Linked DNA regions of Homo sapiens: region 2 is linked to region 1. Evidence: chromatin loops called from intact Hi-C (ENCODE). Cell type or tissue: prostate gland. All regions are shown on one strand.

Region 1 (2,500 bases):
ATTTTGAGGGAACAGTTGGTTTTTGGTCACATGGATAAGTCCTTTAGTGGTGATTCAATTTTTTGCCTTTTCCTTTCTGATCAGCAAAGTTATATTAAAACAGAGAGATGTTATAAGGAACACATTGCTTCACCTTATCAATTAGGTAGGACATTTTTAGTTCCGTTGCTGACTGTGTCTAGGAACATAAATGAGGAAACCTCTGCCTCCCAGTCCAGCCCACTCTCTGATTTTCTCTATTTGGAAGTACTCTTCAGTGGCATAGACAGACTTTCTCTGTATGGTGGTTGTATTAGTCCATTCTCAAGCTGCTATGAAGAAATACCCGAGGCTGGGTAATTATAAAGAAAAGAGGTTTAATTGACTCATAGTTCTGCATGGCTTGGGAGGCCTCAGGAGACTTACAATCATGGTGGAAGGCACCTCTTCACAGGGTGGCAGGAGAGAGAATGAGTGCAAGCAGGGGAAATGCCAGGCACTTATAAAACCATCAGATCCCATGGGACTCACTCATTATCACGAGAACAGCATGGGGAAACTGCCCCCATGATTCAATTACCTCTACCTGGTCCCAGCCTTGACACGTGGGGATTGTGGGGACTACAATTCAAGATGAGATTTGGGTTGGTACACAGAGCCAAACGTATCAGTGGTGAAGTAGATTTTTAATTAGTGTGCTTCCTGTTCTCAAGCCCAGTGCAAGATTTCTTCTCAGAGCTCCAGCTCCAAACAGAAGAACCCTAAAGAAAGATTGGTCCGTCTCAGGTACCAGGCTCTTACCTGTATCATCAGAGTGGTCAAGAAAATGGGAATTTGTAATTAACCAGGCCTATACTGTGCAGCTTATAGGAAAGGAGGAGGATCCTATAATTAATTGTCCCACCAGAATCACAAATCTAAAGTATGAGAGATTTAATACTTCAACCAGGGTGTGCAGTGCTAGACACCCTAAACCCACATCTTCCAAGAGGAAAGGCTTCTACAATAATTGGAATATAGGATTATAAAGAAGAAATGAAAGGCCCACATTCCCTCAGAAAACCCTGCCCCAAAAATGTACAGAAGAGAAACACCTCTGGGCCAAGAGCTAAATGGTGTTTTTGCTTTTCATCCAGAAAGAGCCAAGATAATGCAAAGGGAATATTATTCTTTCCTAACTGATGCAAACTTCTGGGGAGAAAAACATACAAGTGCAAACGTTATGTTCAAATCTACATATGCGTAATACATTCATGAGCACCAGTGTATCATTGTGATTTGGCACTTAATATTTAACGAATCTAATATTTTTGTTTCTATGAATACTTCTCAGCTGCCTGGGATAGCCTGAAAGTTCCTAGTCTCATTTCCCTGGTGGTTCTTTGCCAGAGAATGTAACAGTGAAGGAAATCAAAAGGCCTTATTTCATCAGCTGACACTGGAGGGAACAGCACAGGAATCACAGACTGAGGCTGGCAACCAGCCCCCTTTCTCACAGAGGAAAATTACCAGAACTCTCTGCAGAGTGACTAAGAGCTGCCAGCAGTGCTGCCTCGTGTCCTCTTCTCATCTGAGACTGAGCAGATGCAGCTTTATAAACAAGATGGAGAGAGAAGCCAGGATTCCACTGTGAGACAGAGCAAGCCACCTCTGACCAGGTGGTCTTCCCATCATATCTATGGACACTGGGCAGACAGCATGAAACGCTAATGGGCAAAAGCACCACAGATGCTTCCTGAAACCAGGGCAGTGCTGAAAGTCAACAGAATGGGCGTCCTGGTTAGGGTGGGTATCGGCTTTTTCATAATGTGGTCAGGGAGACAGACGCTCCCAAGAAACCCGTTGGCTCATCCAGTTGTCTGGCAGAGATGAATCGATGTTAAGACACATCCCTGACTGTGCCTTCCATGCATCTGTTCTAGAACTGGAAAGTTGCCAAGACCCTGAGGACTCCCACAACAGAAAACAGAGGGAAAAAAAATTAAATTGGAATAGTGTATTGTAGGAGTAATAGAGATTTGCATTATTTGCCTGATGTTTATCGGTTTTTGAACCACATGCAAATAAAGAGCCTCTGACTTACTCCCTGCTGTATCCCAGCTCCTAGTAGAAAAGCTAGTTCATAGAAGTGCTCAAAACATATTTCATAAATGAATGAGAGACATTACCTAATTTTCCTCCATACCAATCCTAATCATGAAAAAGGCTGGTGTGTACATATGTGTGTTGTGTATGTGCATGTATTTCATTGAATCCCTGCTTCTGAAGTACTTCTGAAATAGTAAAGCTCCTAAAGTACCAAAGACCAGGAAAATATGACCTCGTGTCTATGTGTAGCTGGCTAGATGATGAAAGGATAATATGGTCTGGTCAGAATATCCTACTAATTGGAGATTTTGAGTCTAGTTATCCCAGGGATAAACCATACATTTGAATATTTTAATATTCAATTATCTTTTTTTCCCTTTGTGAGAAAGAACTGAAACATCTCTAAAAAGGAGCAAATGAAGACAGTTTCATC
Region 2 (2,500 bases), 210 kb before region 1:
GAGTGGGTCCATCCTCAGGCCCCAGGAGGCTTGCATAGACACCAGTTGGGCATATTAATCCCCAGACCCTGGGATGAGGTATGTAGGTGCCAGCACCAGCAGCAGGCAGTGCAGACCTGTCCTTAGGCCCCTCAATAGTGTGCACAGCCACTAGCAGTGATGAGCAGGGCAGAGCAGTTTCCAGGCACACAGACAGTGCATGGAATTACCAGCAGAAATGGCAGTGGGTGAAGCGGGTCTGTCCTCAAGCTGCTGGATGGCCTGTGCAGGCACCAGCAGTGGTTGGCAAGGAGGCCCTCTTGTCAGGCCCCCTGAAGATGTGCGTGGGTGCCAGCAGCAGTGGGTGGAGAGGATTAATCTTCAGTTCCCCAGATGATGCACTGGAGTGCCAGCAGCAGTGGCAGTGGGCTAGGCAAGACTGCCCTCAGGTTTACAGATTCTGTGCATGGGCACCTGTGGTGGCAGAGAGAGTAGGACAATCCCCAGACCCCCAAATGGCACACTTGGGCACTGGCAGTGGTAATGGTGCATGGGATCGGCCTGTCCTTAGTCCCCCGAATGGCACATATGGGCACCAGCAGTATTGGGCAGGGTGGCTTGATCCCCAGACCCCCAGATCGCATACTTGGGTGCTGGTGGAGAAAGGTGGTACAAGCCTGTTCTCAAGGTCTCTGGGTGGCGCTGTCAGGAGAGGATGTGAGATTTGTCCTCAAGCCCCAGGACAGTGTCTGGGAAGTTCAGTCCCTAGGTTCCATGAAGGCACATGCAAGCACACAGGAGGCAGGGTTGCAGTTAGTGGCAGCAGCCCAGAAGAGGCAGAGCTCTCAAGCTCTGTTGAGCCCATGCTTTGGTTCCCTTTGTCCCAGGGGCAGCCTCCCTGTTGCACTGCATCGCCTGTTTACCAAGGGTTAGCACTCTGAGAGGGCTGGAATGCTGAGACCTGGCTGCGCTGCTAGGTCCAGCCAGCATTGGAATGCTATAGTTCTTTGGATGGACATGGGGGGATGTCAGAGGGGCTTCATGGATGTGGAGATGCAGGGGTTGCTGGGGCCCAGGGCAGCATGTAGTCTGAGAAGTGTTGGGCTCCCAAATGCCAATGCACTGCAGCTGCTTAGGTCTTGGGAGGTGATGTGGGATGTGGAGAGAATGTCCTGTCTGTAACAATGTTGTCTCATGGACCCCAGGCAGTGCCCTATACTAGTCTTAGGGCCCATGAGGTCTAAGGGACTCTCTCATAGCTAGGACTGCAGGAGTCTGTGGTGGGAATGTGGACCACTAGGGATCTCTCACTTACCTTTACCCCACAATGGAGCATTTCTCCCAGCTCCAAGCCAACCCCAGCCAGGTCAGCTGCATTGTTTCCCTTTCCTTCTGTGCCTGGGAGGTTCCCTGTCACTTTCCTGCTAAGTTTCAGTGTTCTCTCTTAGACACCCTAAGCCCCTATTCAATGCGTGTTTACCTACTGGCTGTTTCAGTCCTTCTTTGTGGAGGAGGCTAGTGCTAGGTGCCTCTAGTAGTCATCCTGACTCTTTATGTTTAAAGACCCTTTATTCCTAGCACATTAAACACCTTTTGAGTTGTATCGCATTCTAAAATGGTCAATTAACTAAGTACATTTAAAAAGAGAAAGGAAAAAGCATTTTCGTGGACTTTCATTTGCTGGAAGCTGATGGACATGATCCTATTGACTCATAGATTACCCCATCCCCACCCTGCTTTGTTTATGTAAATATGTTTCTTAGGGAGGGGAGTTGGGGGTAGTGAACAGAGCTCTCTCTTCTTTTACTCTTGTTAGTATCTAGAGCCACTTTCTGATTCAAGTTTCTCCAAAAACAGAAATTAATTCCTCTTGTTCAAAATTACATAACTTTCTTAAATTCACTTTCTCTCTCAGCAATACTCAGAAGTGTTTATCTCAGCTGTGTCTTATGTGGTTAGAAAAAAATGTGCTCCCGATGTGCCTGTAGAAAAAAATTCAATAACAAAGGAAGTATTTTCTCTTTCTCTGCATGTGAATTTGATTCTCTGAGCATGGCCTTCAGGAGCAAAATGGGTTTGGTGAATTTGAGTCACTGAGTGTAAGAGCCTGGATCACTCAAGTTTGACTCACCAGTGTCTTGATGGCCCTGTCACCAAATATGCTCATCCTTATTTATGCCTTCCACATTTTTTTGGAGTCTCCAAAATATGCTTTGCATTGCTGTAATGGCTGTCACCATTGGAAAACAATGAATATTTTACAAATAGAAGCAGTCCCATTTCTGTCATTGGACTATACCTACTTCTGTTGTGTCAGGACGAGCCGCAGACAAAACTCCTCAGACACCGAGTTAAAGAAGGAAGGGGTTTATTCGGCCGGGGGCATCAGCAAGACTCCTGTCTCAAGAGCCGAGCTCCCTGAGTGAGCAATTCCTGTCCCTTTTAAGGGTTCACAACTCTAAGGGGGTGCGTGTGAGAGGGTCGTGATTGATTCAGCAAGCGGGGGTACGTGACTGGGGGC

What was found. Peaks named below come from ENCODE experiments on the same cell type or tissue, not always from the same donor. Only the 100,000 strongest peaks of a DNase experiment are listed, where the experiment ranks them.
Region 2: a loop joins it to region 1, with 2.2 times the contacts of the local background. A loop is called at or near these places in 2 of 110 quality-filtered maps.

What each region holds. Positions count from the first base shown.
Region 1 is chr2:222,993,469-222,995,968 of GRCh38, reverse strand. No RefSeq gene overlaps it. Among named protein-coding and RNA genes, the nearest start is that of KCNE4, 57 kb to the left of the region's middle. In prostate gland, no CTCF peak of the experiment used is centred here; a DNase peak (open chromatin) is centred at 1,468; H3K27ac peaks cover 1,911 bases.
Region 2 is chr2:223,203,664-223,206,163 of GRCh38, reverse strand. All of the region lies in intron 2 of LOC105373906 (a long non-coding RNA gene), which reads left to right. Among named protein-coding and RNA genes, the nearest start is that of KCNE4, 150 kb to the right of the region's middle. In prostate gland, no CTCF peak of the experiment used is centred here; no DNase peak of the experiment used is centred here.